Regions from separate parts of the Homo sapiens genome. Here region 2 is linked to region 1. Evidence: read pairs that join two places in POLR2A ChIA-PET (ENCODE). Cell type or tissue: CD4-positive, alpha-beta T cell. All regions are shown on one strand. Each heading gives the region's core, and the rest is flanking DNA. Links, peaks and the distances in the headings are about the cores only. Region 1 overlaps CALCOCO2 (calcium binding and coiled-coil domain 2). Region 2 holds the start of LOC105371812 (a long non-coding RNA gene).

What was found. Peaks named below come from ENCODE experiments on the same cell type or tissue, not always from the same donor. Only the 100,000 strongest peaks of a DNase experiment are listed, where the experiment ranks them.
Region 2: POLR2A ChIA-PET joins it to region 1 with 5 read pairs; 5 of 35 experiments call an interaction of 5 or more read pairs at or near these places.

The regions. Positions count from the first base shown.
Region 1 is chr17:48,837,761-48,845,760 of GRCh38, forward strand. CALCOCO2 (calcium binding and coiled-coil domain 2) reads left to right here. Exons shown (of 13, transcript NM_005831.5): 2 at 3,938-4,127. The coding sequence starts at 3,948. Among named protein-coding and RNA genes, the nearest start is that of CALCOCO2, 11 kb to the left of the region's middle. RefSeq lists an enhancer at 3,880-4,069. In CD4-positive, alpha-beta T cell, for the core only: no CTCF peak of the experiment used is centred there; a DNase peak (open chromatin) is centred at 3,731; H3K4me3 peaks cover 1,464 bases; H3K27ac peaks cover 1,396 bases.
Region 2 is chr17:48,749,380-48,763,598 of GRCh38, forward strand. LOC105371812 (a long non-coding RNA gene) reads left to right here and starts at 3,049. Exons shown (of 2, transcript XR_007065830.1): 1 at 3,049-3,244; 2 at 3,736-5,335. It overlaps TTLL6 (tubulin tyrosine ligase like 6), which reads right to left. Exons shown (of 16, transcript NM_001130918.3): 16 at 12,855-13,594. RefSeq lists enhancers at 3,238-4,155, 4,208-5,197. In CD4-positive, alpha-beta T cell, for the core only: no CTCF peak of the experiment used is centred there; no DNase peak of the experiment used is centred there; H3K27me3 peaks cover 7,880 bases.

The DNA of each region.
Region 1 (8,000 bases), core at 1-8,000:
AGACAGTTTAGTGCTCCAAAGTCCTGTTGCCTTCTTTATGAAAAAACTGACTTCTGGGGAGTTGGAAGAGCAGGCCTGGTTGCTTAGACTTCAAAGTAAAACCAGTAAATAGATAGGATGGGGCTAGAATAAGTATTATGGTTGTTTGGGAGGTCTTGTTTTTTTGGTTATTGTACTTATTTATTTTTAAAAATTATATGTGTGCCAGCCGGGCGCGGTGGCTTACATTGAAGCAGGAAGAGCCACAGACAAAACTCCTCAGACACCGAGTTAACGAAGGATGGGGTTTATTAGGCCGGGGGCATCAGCAAGACTCCTGTCTCAAGAGCTGAGCTCCCCGAGTGAGCAATTCCTGTCCCTTTTAAGGGCTAACAACTCTAAGGGGGTATGCGTGAGAGGGTCGTGATCAATTGAGCAAGCAGGGGGTACATGACTGGGGGCTGCATGTGTCGGTAATTAGATCGTCACAAAACAGGATAGGGATTTTCACAGTGCTTTTCTATACAATGTCTGTAATCTATAGATAACATAACCAATTAGGTCAGGGGTCGATCTTTAACTACCAGGCCCAGGGTGTGGCGCCGGGCTGTCTGCTTGTGGATTTCATTTCTGCCTTTTAGTTTTTACTTTTTTTTTCTTTGGAGACAGAAATTGGGCATAAGACAACATGAGGGGTGGTCTCCTCCCTTAATGTCTGTAATCCTAGCACTTTGGGAGGCCGAGGTGGGCTCATCACGAGGTTAGGAGATCGAGACCATCCTTTCTAACACGGTGAAACCCTGTGTCTACTAAAAATTCAAAAAACTGGCCGGGCATGGTGGCAGGCGTCTGTAGTGCCAGCTACTCGGGAGGCCGAGGCAGGAGAATGGCATGAACCTGGGAGGCAGAGGTTGCAGTGAGCCGAGATCGCGCCACTGCACTCCAGCCTGGGGGACAAAGCGAGACTCTGTCTTAAAAAATATATATATATATAACAATTACATGTGTGCCTGTATGTGTACACAATCTTCCAGCATATACCAATAGCTGAATTTGTAAGATATTATATAGTATTTGCATGTGTATAGCTCTTTCTTCATCTTCTGTGTACAACTGAAATATTTTTTTCATGTCCTAGTAAAACCCTAAATTGAGAATTACGGACTCACTAAATGTTAGACCAGCTAGTCATTTAGAAAACAGTGCATGTGATTTGTTTAAGGGGCAGGAAGTATTAGGTGTCAACAATTAAAATCACTTTGTTTCTTTTTTTTTTTTGAGACGGAGTCTCACTCTGTGTCCCAGGCTGGAGTGCAGTGGCGCAATCTGGCAATCTTGGCTCACTGCAAACTCGGCCTCCCGGGTTCCTGCCATTCTCCTGCCTCAGCCTCCTGAGTAGCTGGGACTACAGGCACCCGCCACCACGCCCGGCTAATTTTTTGTGTTTTTAGTAGAGACGGGGTTTCACCATGTTAGCCAGGATGGTCTCAATCTCCTGACATCATGATCCACCCACCTCTGCCTCCCAAAGTGCTGGGATTACAGGCATGAGCCACTGTGCCCGGCCCACTTTGTTTCCTTTATGTACTGTTTTTGACTCCAAAATGGTTTCTCTTTTTTTTTTTTTTTTTGACAGTCTCACTCTGTCCCCCAGGCTGGAGTGCAGTGGCATGATCTTGGCTCACTGCAACCTCTGCCTCCTGGGTTCAAGCGGTTCTCCTGCCTCAGCCTCCTGAGTAGCTGGGATTACAGGTGCCTGCCATCGTGCCCGGGTAATTTTCGTATTTTTAGTAGAGACAGGGTTTCACAATGTTGGCCAGATTGGTCTCGAACTCCTGACCTCAGGTGATCCACCTGCCTCAGCCTCCCAAAGTGTTGAGATTACAGGTGTAAGCCACAGTGCCCGGCCTTTTTTCTTTGCTTTGCTTTGCTTTTTTTTTTTTTTTTTTTTTTTTAAACGGAGTTTCACTCTTCTTGCCCAGGCTAGAGTGCAGTGGCATGATCTTGGCTCACTGAGACCTCCGCTCCCAGGTTCAAGCAATTTTCCTGCCTCAGCCTCCCAAGTAGCTGGGATTGCAGGCATGTGCCACCACGCCCAGCTAATTTTGTATTTTTAGTAAAGATGGGGTTTCTCCATCTTGGTCAAGCTGGTCTCGAATTCCTAACCTCAGGTGATCCACCTGCCTCAGCTTCCCAAAGTGCTGGGATTACAGGTGTGAGCCACCATGCCTGGCTTTTTTTGCTTGTTTGTTTTAATAGAGACAGTCTCACTATATTGCCCAGGCTGGACTTGAACTCCTGGCTCAAGCAATCCTCTCACCTCAGCCTCCTGAACAGCTAGGACTACAGGCATGCACTACCCTAGTTTCCTATTTCGTTGTTGTTGTTGTTGTCATTGTTATTGTTTTGAGGCAGGGGCTTGCTCTGTTGCCCAGGCTGGGGTGCAGTGGCACAATCTTGGCTCGCTGCAGCCTAGACCTCCCAGGCTCAAGCCATCTTCCCATCTCAGCTTCCCGAGTAGCTGGGACTGCAGGTGAGCACCACCACGCCCAGCTAATTTTTGTAGTTTTCTGTAGAGATGGGGTTTTGCCATGTTGCCCAGGTTGGTCATGAACTCCTGGACTCAAAAGATCCACCCGCCTCTGCCTTCCAAAGTGCTGGGATTACAGGTGTGAGCCACTGTGCCCAGCCACAACTTTCCTATTCTTGATCACATTTTATCTGTACTATAACCTAGAAAGGTGAAACACAGTGTATTATCCCCATTTATAGCTAGGGATCCAAACTTGTTTGCTGTCTTCCAAATGTGGGTTGCATTTTTCTGTTTCTTTGTTGTTACTCATGCTGTTTCCTTCACCTAGAATGCCCTCACTCAAAAACTCACTTGTCGAAATCCTAATCCTCTTTGAGGGCTAATCTAAGATTCTTCTCATTCCTTGAAGTTTTCTTTATTTTCCTAACCAGTTGCATCTCTCCCTGTTTTGAACCCGAGAGCATTTTGCACTTCTTATTCGATTCATTTGGCAGTCATTTGTATACTCCTCTATCCTCTCTATTGGATTGGGACCCTTTTTAAGGTTGTACCAGGAAAAAAAAACCCACAACTACAACAGTAATAACTATATAACTAACTATAACTAACGTCTCTTAAACCCTTTATGCAGACTCTGTGCTAAGTACTTTGTCATTCAACATGCATCAACTTTGTGTGAAGTGCCTACAATGGCAGACACTGATTTAAGGGCTGGACATCTTACATTATTTCACTTATGCCTCACAAAAAACTAAATGGGGTAGATGTTATTTTTAGCCCCAATTTACAGATAAGGAAACAGGCACAGAGCCAGCAGATTATATAAATTGCCCAATGCCACAAATTTAATAGGTGGTGAAGCTGGAATTTGAACGCCACCATTCTAATTTAGAACCCATGCTTGTCACTACTGCATGTCAAATAATTTTCTCTCATTCCCATCCCCAGGTCCTAGCAGAGTATCTTATGTATGGAAGGTCCTGATAATTATAGGATAAATGGGATTGAATATAGAAGATGAAATCCAGAGAGATGGACTTTCCTAAAGTCATAGGGCTTGTTGGGATGAAAAATCTAGAATTTAACAGTTCCCAGCTCAGGCTATTTTATCTAGGCTGCCTTGCTTATTTAAGTCATTTAGAGAAAGGGGAACTAAAGTAGCTATAAGCCTCTGTTCATGTGAGGGTTGTGGTGCCTGTGGTGAAGAAGTTAAAGATATTGTCAGAAAATTCTCGTAGCATAGGAAGTTGTGACTGAGATGGCTCGAAGTGAAACAGAAAGCAAGTTGTGTAATCTCAGTATTTGTCAGGATTTTGCTTTTCCTGACTTGCTTTGCACAGAATGTTCCCTGGATGAAAGCCCAGAAATCACCAACATTTCAGACAATGCTTTCTGAGCCTTACTCTGTTCCACATTTCATAACAGGACCCCTACCATGGAGGAGACCATCAAAGATCCCCCCACATCAGCTGTCTTGCTGGATCACTGTCATTTCTCTCAGGTCATCTTTAACAGTGTGGAGAAGTTCTACATCCCTGGAGGGGACGTCACATGTCATTATACCTTCACCCAGCATTTCATCCCTCGTCGAAAGGATTGGATTGGCATCTTTAGAGTAAGTGGTTAATTCAGTACCAAGTGATCAGGAACTAGAGGTGATTCTTAGTTACCTAACTGTGTGACTCTCTGTGTATTATAAGCATTTTGTATAATATGTGTTGGCAGTTTTTAAATTCTAGCCAAGCTCCACAGCACTTCTCTCTTCACACATTAATGTGTGCTGTGGGACTCAAATTTTCATTTCAGTGTCAAGCTAAAATAAGATGGCAAATCATATAATCCTCAAATTTTGTTATGCTTTTTTTTTTGCTTTTTTCTTTTCTTTTTTTTTTTTTTTTTTTGAAATAGAGTCTTGCTCTGTCACCTAGGCTGGAGTGCAATGGCACGATTTGTCTCACTGCTACCTCCACCTCCCGGGTTCAAGCAGTTCTCCTGCCTCAGCATCCCGAGTAGCTGAGATTACAGGTAGCTGCCACCACATCTGGCTAATTTTTGTATTTTTAGTAAAGACGAGGTTTCACCATGTTGGCCAGGCTGGTCTCAAACTCCTGATCTCAGGTGATCTGCCTGCCTCAGCCTCCCAAAGTGCTGGAATTACAGGCGTGACCCACCACGCCTGTCCTTATTATGCTGTCAAAAACCAAATATAAATACTTGCTTCTTGTTGTTGAGATAGAGTCTTGCTCTGTCTCTCAGAGTGGAGTGTAGTTCACTGCAGCCTCAACCTCCTCCCAGGCTCAGTGATCCTCCCACCTCAGCCTTTTCAGTAGCTGGGACTACAGGTATGCAGAACAATGCCTAACTGATTTCTTTCTTTTTTTTTTTTTCTTTGAGACGGAGTCTCATTGCCCAGGCTGAAGTACAGTGGTGCAATCTCGGCTCACTGCAACCCCCACCTCCCAGGTTCAAGCGATTCTCCTGCCTCAGCCTCCAGAGTAGCTGGGATTATAGGCGAATGCCACCACACCCTGCTAATTTTTGTATTTTTAGAAGAAACCAGGTTTCACCATGTTGGTCAGGCTGGTCTTGAATTCCTGACCTTGTGATCTGCCCGCCTCAGCCTCCCAAATTAAATGCTTTTTACATGATCCTATTTTGAAATATTTATGTATGACTTGACTGAGATGGCTGACCTCATATGTCATTTCTGAGACTAAACATTACTTCCTTACTTGGTATGATGTTTAGTTTGTTTTGATACAAATACCTCAAATCTGGAAAGGATATTGAGGATATTGACATCCTGTATCCAAAAAGTTTATTCCTGAATAAGTGCGTCTGACTACTTTATAATGATTTCCAAGGACTGAAAGTTTATGAGCTCTCTTAGTGACCTCTTCCAGTGTCTGATCACCCCGTCAGTTCAAGTACAGAATGGTATTTTTAAATTTTAATTAGCTTACTCTCTATGTCCCCTTTGCCCTCCCATCCGTGTCTTTCCCTCTTATACATCTCACATACACCATAATGACAAATCTTCTTATTTCCAGAGACAAGAAATAAAGGTCAAATTTAATTAATTTACACTGCCAACTCCCAACGTCAGTGACCTTTGGTTTGACACCTCAGTATGTCATGTGCCTATTTGCCAGTGCTATTCATCCTGAAATCAGACACCATTCTCAACTGCACTGTGAAGGAGCTGTTGCTTATTTATATCCTTCATTGAATTCCTTTTCCATAATTGTTTGGAACATCAAGCTTATTGATGAGCAACGGAAGCTGGAGGTAACAAGACTGGTGTTTGGAGATAGGGATTGTGGCCAACCAGCAGGACACTGGCAAGTATCATGACAGCTGTTGAGACTGCAAGGTGTTGAATCATCAGACTAAAAGGCGTGCCAACCCACCAGAGTGTTTTCTGTCTTAGAAAGAAGATGGTAGTTGTTTTTCTTCCTCATATGTAGCAAAGCGTATAGGTCACATTGCCTGGTAAGAGTTTTCTGCAATGGAGCTGTAGCTTCACTGTCTAGTACAGCTGCTACTAGCCACATGTGGCTGTTAAGCACTTGAAATGTGGTTAGTGTGACTAAGTAACTGGATTTAATTTAATTTAATTTATTTATTTAGAGACAGAGTTTCGTTCTGTTGCCCAGGCTGGAGTGCAATGGCGCAATCTCGGCTCACCGCAACCTCCGCCTCCCAGGTTCAAGCGATTCTCCTGCCTCAGCCTCCCGAGTAGCTGGGATTACAGGCATGTGCCACCACGCCTGGCTAATTTTGTATTTTTAGTAGAGATAGGGTTTCTCCATGCTGGTCAGGCTGGTCTCGAACTCCCCACCTCAGGTAATCCGCCTGCCTCGGCCTCCCAAAGTGCTGGGATTACAGGTGTGAGCCACCGCACCCGGCCTGAGTAACTGGATTTTAAATTTTACTTAATGTTAATTAAAGTTTAAATAGCTTCATGTGGCTAGTGGCTATCATTGGTTAATGCAGGTACAGATCATGAAAAAGAGAATGATTCAAAAATTACTTACCAGACTTTAAAACGTAGTTTATAACGTCTTTTTTTTTTCTTTTTGGAACATCGTTATATTTCTATTTTGCTTAGACTGGTTGTATTCCCCCAAGCGCTTAGCAACCACCAGTAAAGACTTCACCATATATCATATGAAAATCTTGGGCGTTTTTCTTTTTTTAAGATGGAGTTTTGCTCTTGTCACCCAGGCTGGAGTGCAATGGCGCGATCTTGGCTCACTGCAACCTCTGCCTCCCTGGTTCAAGCGATTCTCCTGCCTCAGCCTCCCAGGTAGCTGAGATTACAGGCACCCCGCCTCCCCAGTTCAAGCGATTTCCTGTCTCAGCCTCCCGAGTAGCTGGGATGACAGGGACCCACCACCATGCGCAGCTAATTTTTGTATTTTTAGTAGAGACAGGGTTTCATCACGTTGGCCAGGCTGGTCTGGAACTTCTGACCTCAGATGATGCACCCACCTCAGCCTCCCAAAGTGCTGGGATTACAGGCGTGAGCTACCGCGCCCGGCCAATCTGGGGCCTTTTAAAAACAAGTGTTTAAAAATATTTTGTCCAGGTGCGGTGGCTCACGCCTGTAATCCCAGGAGGGAGGCCAAGGCAGATGGATCACTTAAGGTCAGGAGTTCAAGACCAGCCTGGCGAACATGGTGAAACCCCATCTCTACTAAAAATACAAAAATTAGCCAGGCGTGGTGGCACCCACCTGTAGTCCCAGCTACTCAGGAGGCTGAGGCAGGAGAATTGCTTGAACCCAAGAGGCAGAGGTTGCAGTGAGCCAAGATTATGCCACTGCACTCCAGCCTGGGCAACAGAGCAAGACTCCATCTCAAAAAAAAAATTTTTTTTAAAGATGTATCTATATTTGGAATGCTTCATACATTTCAGAGGTATTACCATACCCCAATAAAGAAATAATCGTTAATCTGAAGAAGGGCTTCTAATGTCCCTTGTCCATAAAGCTATTGACTTGAATACCTACCCTGAGGACACACTATGCTAGGCCTATGTTGAGGGTGTGTGTGTGTGTGTGTGTGTGTGTGTGTATTGCCTAATTAAATCCTCACTGTGTGTGTGTGTGTGTGTGTGTGTGTGTGTGTGTGTGTGTGTGTGTGTGTATTGCCTAATTAAATCCTCACAGTGGGCCAGGTGCTGTGGCTCATGCCTGTAATCCCAGCACTTTAAGAGGCCGAGGCAGGTGGATCACCTGAGCTAGGGAGTTCAAGACCAGCCGGACCAACATGGAGAAACCCTGTCTCTACTAAAAATACAAAATTAGCCAGGCGTGGTGGCACATGCCTGTAATCCCAGCTACTTGGGAGGCTGAGGCAAGAGAATCCCTTGAACCCAGGAGGCGGAGGTTGCAGTGAGCCAAGATCATGCCATTGCACTCCAGCCTGGGCAACAGAGCGAGACTCCATCTCAAAAAAAAAAAAAAAAGAAAAGAAAAGAAAGA
Region 2 (14,219 bases), core at 1-8,000, 88 kb before region 1:
TCCGTCTATACTTATTGGAATTTTCCAGACAATTTTTCCTAGAGATGGAGGACAAAATGGAGGGGATGCCGAATGTCGACTATTGTCAGCTTAGATTTTTTTCTCTTACGGAATTCCGACCTTATTGAAAAAAATGAGGAGAGGTTTGTTTTGTTTCTTAATCATTTCTTCGCCATCTCTGACTCTCTTTAAGGTTAGAAGACACGGAAAAGTTCCACATTGGGCCGGGATGGCAAAGGCTGGATCACTGCAGAACAAAGACCTCAGTCCTCGCATCCCCACCCCGACCCCCGGCAGCCTCTTTCGCTCTAAGCCTCAGCCTAGGGCAAACTCCCCTCCGCAGGTCATCAGCCTCCCATGCCTGAGCCTCACGGAAAACCACTAGAAGGAAAGTAAGCTAGGGTCTAAGCTGTAGCCCCTCCAGGCACCTGGCTTGTTGACATTACCCCTTCCTCCCAAGCAGAGGGGTGTCGGTCAGGCAGAGGGGTGTCGATTGCCTTGGCCTCCAGTTCCCAGTGAACTAAGAGAAAGCAGCTGGTCCCCATTCCCAGCTCCTGGGACCTAGTGATCGCCATGAGCTTATGTATGTTCCTTGGAGGACAGGCGGCTGCTTAGGAGTGGGACAGTAAGGACTAGGCTGGGTCTGGAGGGCTGGCGGGGCAGGAGTTGGGGGCCAGGTAGGAAAGCCAGGGGTCGAAGGGATCGATTCTAGGGGCCGCAGAGGCTACTCTCGTGCTCTGGAGAAGCACCGCATCTTTCTCCGGACCCCCGCGCTCAGCCAATCGCCCCAAAGTCTCCAGGTGGGGGCTCCGCATTACCAGTCTTGGTCGCAAAAGCAGCCCTTTCAATCGCACCGAATTTCCCCTGGTGTGAAAAGGCGCCATCGCCAGCATTTTGCCGGGGTTTATGCCTCAATCCCGCATTCCAGCCACTTCCACGAATTACTTGGAAGACAGAATGGTTTGTGCCCATTTATCCTACCTGGAGCACAGACAAGAAACGGCCAAAAAATGAAGGCAGATTTTTAGAGGAAAGGCAAAGAGAGAAGTCGGCCTTACAGAGTTCCATGGCTCCGAGCCTGGTCTACCTAATGCAGGAGAGGAAATCACTCACATTTCCTGAGCATGCTCTGTGTCTAGGAACTTGCCAGCAGCTTCCAAGATGGAAGGGACTTCAGTCAGCCTCAAATGCCTCACCACAGCGTTTAAAGTTTGAAATAGAGGTAGACTTTCCCCCAATGTTTTGTTATTAAATTTTACCCCCTCAGAATTATTGGACATGGGGTACAGGATTTGGTAAATTGAATTTTTAAGTTTTTATTTAAAAATCATTTATGGCCTGGTGCGGTGGCTCACGCCTGTAATCCTAGCACTTTGGGAGGCCGAGGCTGAAGGATCACTTGAAGCCAGGAGTTAAGACCAGCCTGACTAACAAAACAAAAAATATTAGCTGGGGTGATGGCACATGCATGTAGTCCAGCCACTTGGGAGGCTGAGGTGGGAGGATTGCTCAAACCCAGGAGGTGGAGGCTGCAGAGCTATGATCACATCTGTGAGCACCCACTGCACTCCAGCCTGGATGACACAGTGAGTCTGTCTCAAAAAACAAAAACAAAAAAATTATTCAGATAATGATTTATTATTATTATTTTGCCAAAAGACTTCTGCCAGCTATGGCCTGAGGGGCTTTATCTTATTTCTGACTGAACAACATTTAACTTTTTGGTCCCATTATCAGGTTATTTCAGGTGAGAAAATGATTTGTCCAAACAATTGCCTGAGTTAGTGTAAACTGAACACTTGTGCTTAAGATGTCTGCTCCTGTCTAGAAAGGGAGGTGGTCCTTCCAGGAAGGAAGAGCTCCCATCTCCACAGCAGACATTTCCACCCTCCTTTGCAGGTACCAGTGCCCTTGGGTGTGCATGGATGCCATTCCCCATGCTTCCACTCTGCTTCTCTGTCTGCAGCTTGTCTTCCAGAGTGTGGGGAAAGAGCTGGGGAAGAATCTAAGGGTGGAGCTAGTGTTGCACGGTGGTGGCAGTGGGGGTGCCCGAAGCAAGCAGCTGCAGCAAGACAGACCGGATTTCTAATGGCAGCTCCCTCCACCCTGAACAGATGGGCTGCAAACCTGGGGCCTTAACTCACATGGGCTTTGTCTACACTCCATGATACCAGGGGGAAACCAAAATCATCCTGATGCTTCTCATCAACTGGTTGTTTCAGTGTAGATGCTGTCTCCTATCAGTCTGATCCCATTTGTGGGCAAGATCTTTAAAAGCAAAGGGAAATAAGAAGCTGAGAATATGTTTTAATAGTAACAGTCTGAGTGGACAACTCAGTTCTTCCCTCTTCCCCTCATATTCAGGGTAGAGCGGGGAAGGATTTTAAGCTTCAATTTCTGAAATCATGTTGACCTTCTGCCCGCCCTGGTGGGTGCCACTGCACCTGTCCTCAATGTCCCCTTTCTTTCTGTTTAGTTTTACTGTTTCCTGGAGCTCTTCTGAGGCAGTCAGTGTCCAGGCAGGCAAGTGAGTTGTGGTGGGGTAGAGGGTGAGAGGACACTGTTAGACCACCTGGGTGTCACAGAAAGTTTGCTGCAGTCGAGAAGCCTGAAGGAAGGGTGGGGGCTGGGGTGGAGGAGTGTATGGCGAAAGACAACAGTGGTGTGGTGGAGTCCACTGCCTAGGAAAGCACAGACGCACCTCCAGGCGACCCTGCAGACTGGGGTCGGGAAAAGGACAGGCTGAGAAGTCTAGAAAGGCAAAGAAGTTAACGATGTTTGGCAGTCTGAGGTCTTATCAGTGTGTTGGGGTCAGGTGGGGGCCGAGGCAACAAGCTCAGGCAGACGCCAGCCGGGGCTGGGACGGTGCAGGTGAGGAGGGGCTGCCTGGGGGACAGCCCGCCTCACTGACCCAACCTGGGACAAGGTAGTGGCTGGGTTAGGGGCTGGGGTGTGTCTTGGAGCCCCCAGGTGACAGGAGAGGGAGGAAGGGAGTGACTGGTGAAACATTAACCCCCTCAGGGTTCTGAAGGGAAGGGGAACATCCTTAGAGGACACAGGGAGAAGACAAACGTCCCTTCATCCTGAGATTCACTTGGAAATCCCCTGAACTTCCAACTCCTGGCTGATGAAACGGAGCAAGTTGTCTCTGCCTTATGGCCTCCATCACCAAGCCTGAAGGAGAGTCTCTCAGCCCGGTTTGGGAGTAAACCCAAAACCGTTCATTCGTCAGGGAATGCCCCAGGTTGGTTCACGCGAGTTTTAAAATGAATCGGAGGTGAAATGGAGCTCATTACCCTCTCTTCAGCCCGACCCTCAATCTTTGGCAGCGAGGGGCAGTTATGGGACGGGGGGCGGGTGGGAAGAGCGCCCAGGGCCCCCTCCGGGTTCTCCCACGGTTTCCCGCATCTGGGCCTGGCCAGCGCCTTTGGGAGGAAGGGCCTAGGCGCGGTAGGGATGCCTGGGAGTCTAGGGAGTGGCGGGGGTGTTTCTTGGCCCGGCAGGGTGGGGTTTCCAAGCGTGATCTCCTCGCCCTGGCAGAGCCGGGGTGCCGGGTGGGGGCAGGCTCGGGGGCCTGCCTGCGGTGAATCAGGCTTGTGACCTCAGGCCGTCCAGGTAAACATCCTCTGCGCTTTGGAAACTGTTGGGACTAGAAAGGAGCGGGCGGCAGGGAGAGGGAAGGGGGAAGGAGGGATTCTGAGTGGAGGAGACCTCTGAAATCCTCTCTCCTGCCAGGAAACCAGGGCGGTCTTCCAAGCGGGCAGCCACGTTGCCTACTTGAGGCCAAGGCAGAAGCATCAATCACATGGGGCGTAGTTTCTGTCTGGCTAAAGAACGGCTCACGCGGACCTCGGGAATGCGACTGTGGAAACGACGGGGAAGCTGGAAGGGCTGGGTGGCGGGGGAAGCTGGAGGGCACAGCTTCCAGATTCCAGTTTGTTAAGAATCACCTGAAGGACGTTTCTCTGAAGGGAAAGTGGGCATCTGTGAAGGGTTAGAGGCACATACTTCAACTTTCCCTAGCACAAGAGTGGAAATCCATACTCCTTGGGGAGGGACTTTGTCACTGAACCTTAAGAAAATGGTTACTGGACTGAGCTTGGTTACTTATGCCTGTAATCCTGACGTTTTGGTAGATGGAAGTGGGAGCATCGATTGAGGCCAGGAGTTCTAGCCTAGGCAATGTAGTGAGACTCTCATCGAAAAGAAAATAAAAAAAAGAAGAAAGAATCTCGTGGCTGTCATTTTTAATGTTGCTGGTGTGCAGGGAGGCTGTTTTGACTCTTATTTCCATTCTTGGGCCACCGGCAGAGCAGGGCAAAGCTATGAGGTTACATAGACCTGGCTTAGACCCCAGTCCCATTCCCCAGCAGCTTCAGGCCCAAGCAACGGTCTCCATCTCCCTGAACACAGTCTCCTTATAGGTAAAATAACTGCAGAGTTGATGCTGGAATTAAATCAATGCAGTGGCGAGCCCAGCGCTGCAGAGCCCCGTGCTTAGTGACCAAAATAATGTCCCGCCTGCCTCATCTTCCTCTCGGATTTTTGCCAAGGCCAAACTGCGCGTGTCCCAGAAAAAAACCCTCGGACACTTGGCCTCTGCCCTGTCTCAGCCGAGTGACTAGGATGACTGGGAAGTGAATCACAGGAAAATCACCCAAGCCCACTCTTCTCCACAGCCGGTGAGCAGAAGGAAGGAAGCAAAGAAGGAAGGGAGGAAGGGAAGAAGGGAGAGTTCAGTTCCCTTTCGTCGTTCACACAGTGGTCCTCCACACCAGGAAACCTAAGGGCTCTGTGGAGGGCCAGGTGCCGTGGCAGCAACACTCCTCAGGGCCTGTTTCAGCACCCCATTTACGTGGCACATGAAAAATTCAGGATGAACGCCCTGGCTGAAAGCTCTTCCTGGGTTTGGGACATCAGAAGACCTTCCCGGGATGGGCTCTTGTCTCTGCAGTAGCTATGACCTGCACATAAACCTGTTTCCTACACTGTAAAATTGGCGTAACCACCATTCCCTCCCAGTCTTTCTCTGGAGTCCTAATGGGAACAGTGACGGAATGAAAGTGACCACGCTGGAACCCGAAGCGCTGTTCCCCTCCGTGGCTTCACACTGATCTCCACACTAGAATTCCGTGTCTGCAGTTCAAGTTCAAACTACTGTGGTCGGGGAAGGGCTACAGAGATCTCGCTTGGCCGTGGAGTCACCGGCCCCGTCCAGTCTTGCTTGGGACACATACTGGTTTACACTCTCTCGGGTTCAGTTTCCTCATCTGTAAATGGGGCTCGTATCCCCCTCATAAAGTGGTTTGGGGGATAATAAAGCTTGTAAAAGCGCTTTGCCCCAGTGCTTGGCACATAATACGCGCTACGTTAACAATGTCGCGTACACGCCCGAACCGGAGGAACCCCATTCCACGCTCCTTCTGGAACCGAATTCACCTCTGAGGCTTTGGGGCTTCAGAGCCGGAGCCGCTTGGGCAAAACCAGCAGAACAGCGAGAGGGAACGGGCTGGTCTAGCCCTGCCCTGAGCATTTCTACTGAGACCCCCGGTCCTGCTTCTTCCAGCCTCTGCTGGATTTCTCTCCGACCCCTCTGGAGCGAAGCCCTTTGGCCCTGCGTTGCATGCGGCACGGTGCGGGTTCGGGCTCTGCGCTGGAGCCGGGATGCCCTCCGGCGGAGGGTGCGCGTAGGCGGCGCCTGGGCGTGAGCCCCGCCTGCAAGGCTCAGCGTCGGGGAAGCACTTTTCTCGTCGACCCGGGGTCTTTTTCCGCCAAGGAGCTCGGGGCTCAAGAACTCGGGACTGGGCTGTGGGCGGGGCATGGTTTTCCTCTCTGGGCGTCCTAATCTCCAATTTCAGGCAAATTCGCTAGGAAGAACCTTCCCGAGCGCGCCTTCTCCAACAGGACCTCCAAGCCAGCCTCACGCACGCAGGCCTGGCTCTCTCCTGCAGAATCCCCACCTGCCCTATAACTACCCACTTCAGATATGGGGGAATGGAGGAGATATTCCAATCACGCCATCTACCTACAGTTTCCACGGCCCCTTCTGTTGAATGGTATTTTCCTTTAGGGTCCCTAGAAGCAGAGCAAATGAAAAGGCCAGGGGGAAAAAAAAAAAAAAAAGAAAGAACCGGTGAATTGGCTCTGAGCCCAATAAACGGTTCCTCTTTCCTTCTCCGGTCCTTTCCCTTCCAACAGAGCGATTGAGAAATCATTTCAATAATCAGCAAATCGGCTGGGAAATGGAGAACCAGAAGGGAATGTCCTATCCAACAGCGCTTTTTCTTCTCTCAATAGAAGCCCAGTCTTTCATTTAGATATGAATATAGCTACTGTGCATTTCTCCATTAATAAATATAAATTTCCAAACTAGGTGGTGAGGGATATGAATTTCCATGGTACATTGGGCCCTAGAGACACCAAGAAGCTTCAGGTCATAAGGGGGTCTATTCAGGCTATGTCCAAGCACAACCAAATTATGGCATTAAAAACAAGAGGTCTTGATTCAGATCTTTCACGTTTTAATAACAGAGGGGGATGCTGCTGATATAGAAAAGTGATTGAAAATATTTGTAAACATATACTTCTCACTGGACCTCCAGTCATGTTGGTGGGTGTGGTAGACAGAATCAAGTACGTCAACTAGCTGTTTTCTGGTTTAGAAACAAAAAATACCCCCAGCCCCACCCCCACTCTGGAGTCTTTGCTTCTCAACTACGAAATGGAAAAAAAAGAACTCAAGTCCCATTTAGACTGTGGGAGCTCAGCCCATGAAGGGACTGTGGGAATTGACATGGAGAGTTTGGGGTGGAGAGGTGGAAGGGTGGAGGAAATGAGATCGGCAGCAGACACTGAGTCAGAGGCCTGAGACTAAGGCCTGGCTCTGTGTCCTTGATATCCCCAAGCCTCAGTGTTCACATCTATAAGATGAGGATAATATTGATCTCACAGAACTGCTGTGAAGAATCAACCACATAATATATGTGACGATGGTTTTTCATTATCAGCCTTTCCTTGGCCTGGACCAAATTGAAAGGAGACTGTGGGGCCAGGCAAGGTGGCTTGGATCATGCCTGTAATACTAGCGCTTTAGGAGGCTGAGGCAGGAAGATCCCTTGAGACCAGGAGTTTGAGACCAGCCTCAGCAACATAGTGAGACTCTATATCTTAAAAATAAAATAAAATAAAATAAAATAAAATAAAATAAAATAAAATAAAATTAGCCAGACATGGTGGTGCATGCCTGTAGTCCCAGCTCCTCAGTGGGGAGAGTTGGGAGGATCACTGAGCCCAGGAGGTCAATGCTGCAGTGAACCATGATCTAGACACTGCACTCCAGCCTGGGTGACAAAGCAAGACCCCGTAAAAAAAAAAAGAAAGAATGAGGAAGAAAGGAAAAGAGAAAAAAAGAAAAGAAAAGAGACCGTGGCAAAGAAGGCAAGGGTCCAGCTTGGGCCCAGCCCAGGGATGGGTATGAGCATCCCCATGGCTACTTGATGCCCTGTCACGTGGGTTCAGCTGGCTTAGTCTCACCCTCTGCCAGATCCAGGAGGAAGTGAGAATCCATTACAGTGGGCCTGTCTCAGCTCCTGTTTGCTTTGGCCACAGCGTGATGGTGTCTTGCTGGCTTTGCCAACAGGATTTAGGTGTTTGCTCTCCCGCCTGGCATGGCTGCTAAGGCAGCTGGCATTCTGCTCCTGCTTATCATGCTGGCTGAGACTTCCTGCTGCTGCTGCTTCCCCTTTCTCAGATGGATGGGGTCCTATTTTATTATCATTGTCACAAGACTCCTATGCTTGAGAAAGCAGGGTGGTGAAAAGAGGCCACAGACTTTCCCTTTCAAATGGCTCCCCAAGAAGTACATACTCAAGGACTAAGATGAATCAGGAAGTACGCCAGGAAAAGAAATGAGACAGAGAGCCAGAAAAAACAGGCACTAACCCTAGATCTTTAAAGGACTTGCTTTGCTTTCCACACTTCTTTCCTCATGCTTTCTGAGGACAGTAGTAGATAGCGGGAGTAAAGGGGAAGGGAGCCCCTTGCTGAAGGTCACCCCACACCAGCCAGAGCCCACGGTTGGAGAGTCTTGGAGGAGAGTCTTGGAGGAAACATGATTATCAGGTGCCTGATGGGAAGAACATGTGCTCAGAATAATCACATCCCCTCCCATAGCCAAGGCAACTCCCAGAACCTCCAGCCACCTCCCCAGCACAGTGTGCATTCAGAAGACATGAAATCCCCTCCACATGACACACTACCTGCTTGGCTTTCCAGGCTGCTAGTGAATAACTTACAGTCATGGCTGGAGAATGCAAAATAATTGAAAGCAATGCTTAGTAAATTGCAGTTTCAAGGTCTTCATTGCCTTCCTAACAATTTGCAAAACTCATTTTATTGCTTTTTTAGATTCCTCGAATTGAAATACCACTGCATGCTGTAATTAAGCTAAGTGACATGCCAGCTGTAAAGGCAAGGGTTGTGAATGATTACATTCAGTTCATGTAATCATACAGGATGAGTGTGGGGAGGGAGCCTACAACAGCTGCCGGTCTGCCTTGCTTACACTCTCTGCCAGGGTGGAAGGAAAGCTGGAATCTAAACTCACTTTTTTTTAAAACAGGGTCTCCCTCTGTCACCCAGGCTGGAGTGCAGTGGCACAATCATAGCTCACTGTAGCCTCAGCCTCCTGAGCTCAAGCAATCCTCCCACCTCAGTCTCCCGAGTAGCTGGGACTATAGGTGTGCAACACCATGCCTGGCAAATTTTGTTGCTGTTGTTGTTTGGTAGAGACGGAGTCTCTATGTTGCCTAAGCTAGTCTCAAACTCCTTGAGCATCCTCCCACCTCAGTCTCCCAAAGTGCTGGAATTACAGGTGTGAGCCACACACTCGGCCTGAAGTCACCCTTTTAAGGCTAGTAAGAGTTACCCATGCTGTCTGAGGCGGCCTAATCCAGTGTGGGGTAAGCCAGGCAAGTGGTTCCCAAACCTGACTAAGCATCAGAACTCCCTGGCACAGCTTTTTATTTTTATTTTATTTAAGTTATTTATTTATTTATTTATTTATTTATTTATTTATTTATTTATTTTGAGATGGAGTTTCACTCTTGTTGCCCAGGCTGGAGGGCAATGGCGCGATCTTGGCTCACCGCAACCTCTGCCTCAAGCGATTCTCCTGCCTCAGCCTCCCGAGTAGCTGGGATTACAGGTGCCTGCCATCACACCCGGCTAAGTTTGTATTTTTAGTAGAGATGGGGTGTCTCCATATTGGTCAGGCTGGTCTCGAACTCCCAACCTCAGGTGATCCGCCTGCCTCGACTTCCCAAAGTGCTGGGATTACAGGTGTGAGCCACTGCGCTCGGCCAGGCAGAGCTTTTTAAATCCAAGTTTACCTCCCCCTTGCTCCAAAGTGACTAATAAAGTCTAGGGAGAACCACAGGTCTTTACAATTGCCCAGATATCTCTGAGCCTGGAGATGAGAGAACCTGCCCCATCCAAGATGGCTATTTTTAACAACTTGGTCTTCAGAAACGTCACTTTTGCACTTGGAAACTTTTCCTTCAGTGTTGCTTTCATAAATCTGTCTGGGGACAGGAGTTCATCCAACTGCTTTATGAACAGATACCTTGATCTCTATCCTCCCAAAGCTCCTTCTCCTAATGTTCCCAATTTCTTTCAGCGGACTCAGTTCCTTTGAAGCCTTCTTTATTGTTCCTTTATCCTCTGCCACACAGTCAGCTGCTAAGTCCCAGCTCTACGATATTTTTCTCACTTGCCTCTTTTTTTTTCTTCCAGCTTATTGAGGTATATCTGCCTCCTTTTCTCTCCCCCAGCCAGCCATCCTGATAGAGGCTGCAAGGGCTTGAATCCTGGACCACTGTATGAGACTCCCAAGCCCTCTCCCACCTTTGGGTCCCTCCCCTTGCCAAGCCACTCCACCATCTACTACTAGATTCATCTTCCTAACACTAAATAAAATCTCCTACTCAAAAACCTTCAGCAGTTTCCCACTGCCTGCTGAATTAGGTAAACACTACCCAGGATAACAGTTTAGATCCTCTGCAATATTTATTCATTCAGCAAATATTTACTGAATTCCTATTATGTCCTAGGTACTAAACTAAAAGCAGAGAATATAAAGATGTAGAGACATGGTACATTCCAGTGGACAGACAGCTGCACAAATTCATTATCATGAGGAGTGCAATAATGGCAATATAAACAAAGGGTCACTGGGTTTCCAATATGGTCTCTTAATCTATCTTTCCATCTTCATCTCCCAATTTCCTTTCTGATCCAGCCAAACTGGACTAGACCTTACTTTTTTGTTTTTGTTTTTGTTTTTGTTTTGAGACGGAGTTTCACTCTTGTTGCCCTGGCTGGAGTGCAGCAGCATGATCTTGGATCACTGCCAACTCTGTCTCCTGGGTTCAAGCAATTCTCCTGCCTAAGCCTCCCGAGTAGCTGGGATTACAGGCGCGTGCCACCACACTTGGCTAATTTTTGTATTTTTTGTAGAGATGGGGTTTTGCCATGTTGGCCAAGCTGGTCTCAAACTCCTGACCTCAGGTGATTCACCCACCTCGGCCTCCCAAAGTACTGGGATTACAAGCGTGAGCCACCACGCCCAGCCTAGACCTTACCTCTTGATCATGTTCAGGGTTTTTAGTTTCTTCCAGGCCTCTATACCTCAGTCCATATCTTATATCCACCTTTTAAAATCCTATTTATCAGCCTGGTGCGGTGGCTCACGCCTGTAATCCCAGCACTTTGGGAGGCTGAGGTGGGAGGATCACAAAGTCAAGAAATCGAGACCATCCTGGCCAACATGGTGAAAACTGTCTCTACTAAAAATACAAAAATTAGCTGGGCATGGTGGCGGGCGCCTGTAATCCCAGCTACTCAGGAGGCTGAGGCAGGAGAATAGCTTGAACCCAGGAGGCAGAGGTTGCAGTGAGCTGAGATCATGCCACTGCACTCCACCCTGGCGACAGAATGACACTCCATCTTAAAAAATAAAAATAATAAAATCCTATTTGTCTTTTCCTGCCACCTCAAATATCACCTCCTCCAATGAAGTGGACTTGGTCCTCCCAGCTAGGTGTGAGGGTGTTTCCTTCTCGTCTACTGACACTCTTTTTTAGTGGCACTTAACTCAGGCTAGTTATCTGTGGACCCGCCTTCCTCCACTGCACACTCTTTGGGAGCAGGAACTGCCACAGCATTTTTCTGTCTCACAGAAGCACTGTGCTCTGCACAGCCCTATGAGTGAACAGACAGGAGGTGGGTGGGGCTGGGAAGGCAGCCTGATATTGTGCCTTCTCGTTGGATAACCTTGAGCTGTTAAAGCCTCTAGACAGGATGTGCTACAAAATTTGGCAGGTCCACTAAAAAATGAAAACGCAGAGTTCCTTGTTCAAAAATGATTCAGAATTTCAATATGGTGGCAAATACAGGGCTCTTCTAAGTGCAGGACCCTGTGCAACTGCACAGATTGCATGTCCTGTCTCTAGGAGCAAAGGTGCTGGCACCACATGTCCCACAGACAGCCAAATAATTCTGGCATCGTCTTATTAAGATACTTCCTTTTTATCAGCTCAGGAATCTCGACTGGCTGGAACTCGTGACCAGGAAGAAAAGGGGAGAGATGTAGAGATTCCAGGAAGCCCCTTTTCAGCAAGTCTTACATCTTTTGCTTGGGCCAGGCTATGATCTCTGACAACCTGATGAGAACAATGGGAAAAGTGGCCTCACATCAGTCTGTTTTGAGCCTTCCGAATGGCGTCAGGAATGGGCTTGTGGAGGTTGAGATGGCAATTAAGCTTTTACTTGTCTGCTGGGATAACCAGGCCTTGGCTTCTTTTGCCATCCAGGTGGGCCTTGACTATTTACTAAAAAGAAAAGAACGCTATCCCGGGATCCTTGAAAACCAGGCTGACATGGGGATGACGTGTACATATGTGTGTTTCAGAGCTGGACACAAATGATTTGAGTCTAATGTCTCCATTCAATATCTTGGATAATTAAGGTCTTTTGCCTGAAGGGTACTGTGGGCTTCAAGCATCCCAGGTTCCCCTGACATTCTTGAGGCCAGAAATTCGTTCTATTGGAAATCCATAAGGCAAAGCCAGGTCAACACTGTGAAGCAAGCACTTGTCTTCAGAACTTACTTCTTCCACCTCTGCCTCATATGCCCCAAAGGTCTCACCAGGGATCAGACTCAGGAAGAGTGAGTGAAGCAAAAATGGATCACATTCCTGGAAAGGGCAGAGAGTGAGCTGGCAGATAAGGAAAGATGTTATGCCTGCGGTCTAGCCAGGCCCTGTGCTGGGCAGAGTTGGTGGAGTCAGTTGCCCAGACAGGGCAACGTCCACGTCAGGCTCTGGGCTCCTAGCAAGGAGGGCAGGGCTTACTGTAGACCATTTGTCCCAAGAAAGTCTTCAAAGCTTCCTATTTTTAATGTATTTGGAGCTTTTTTTTTTAGACGGAGTCTCACTCTGTTGCCCAGGCTGGAGTGCAGTGGCGCGATCTCAGCTCACTGCAACCTCTGCCTCCCAGGTTCAAGCGATTCTCCTGTCTCAGCTTCCTGAGTAGCTAGGACTACTAGCTACCATGCCCGCCACCATGCCTGGCTAATTTTTGTATTTTTAGTAGAGACGGGGTTTCGCCATGTTTGCCAAGCTGGTCTTGATCTCCTGACCTTGGGTGATCTGCCTGCCTCAACCTCCCAAAGTGCTGGGATTACATGCATGAGCCACTGCGCCCAGCCTGGAGCTTTCTTAGTGAGGGGTACTCAGGATAACTGTCTCCCCACAACCCTCCTTTCCCATTATCCCTCCAAATCAGGCTCCTCCTCCTGGCAGTAAGCATGGCAATTTCTTTTATTAATGGATGCCTGAAGGGAAAGTGTAACATTTCTGCAGGCTGATAGAAGAAGCATCTTCAGGCTGGGTACTCTCGCCTCACCTCTGTTTTCACTGGTGAGATTAAGTTGGGCTGGTGAGGGAGGTCACCAGAGGATGCTCGGGCACTGAGGTGGCAAGTCTTTGGGCTGGTGGGGATGGGCGGAGGTCGGGCCTTGACCTTGTGAAGTTGCAGCTGCCTCAGTTCTCTCACTCAGGGCTCAGAGTTATGCACCATGCCCATCCCTGACCTCATCTTTTATCTTGGAGACGAAGACCAACTGGCATAGTTCTGTTGGTGGACTGAGGGCTTTTGACTCCTGGAAATCATGAGTCCTTCTCTGAAACACTACTCCCGAAGTTGCTTTATCTGGGGGAGTATTCTGGATGATGGTGCCATGTGAAGAACCCAGAGAAGTGCCACTGGTACGGCAACTGGAGTGTGTCCTGGGGCAGCACCAATCCAACCCCAGAAATCATGGTCCTGTAGCACTGTAAGCTAACTGGGAGGGAACAGAGGCAGGGCTGTTGGCCCCATTGCTGCTACTAGGAACTAATGGAAGACCAGTATATCTAGATGAGCAAACAAAACTTCAGTTGATTCTGTGAACACTGGAGACACTGTCGGAAGAGACACATTGTTTCCTGCAAGTTAAGAGGTAGGAAGGGAAAAGTGGCAGAGATCCAGTCTGATTCTGGAAAAAAAAAATTTTTTTTTTAGATTTTCCTTTAAAATGGCCTCCAGAATATTAAAGTCAATGAACTCATCATCACCATTCCTATCTAGTGGATCAAGAGACGCTTAGGTGACTTATATCTGTAGTCACCAGAAACTCATTCTACCTACACAACATTCATCTTCCTGTAGCCTTCTTGCCTGAAATATTGGATATGGATCATTTAAGAGCAGCCAAGATGGCTGGCTGGAGAGAATGTTATAGTGGTTAAGAAGCTGTATGCCCTTGGACAAGTTACTCAACCTCTCTCAGCCTTGGTTTCCCCATTTGGAAAGAGACAACAACAATGCCCCGAGGACTGAGACAATATATGCAAAGCTTTTAGTACACCAGTGGGAAGTGTGTCTTGGGCCAGTTCACGCTGGGCTCATCACCATCAGCACAATATCATCCTCATCAGCAATAGCATCACCATCATTGCAGGTACCATTGATTCAGTAAGATGCCAGGCATCCCACTTTACCAAGCCATGAGTCATCCTTAAAATCCTACAAAATGAGGCCAGGCACAGTGGCTCATGCCTGTAATCCCAGCTCTTTGGGAGGCTGAGGCAGGTGGATCACTTGAGGTCAAGAATTTGAGA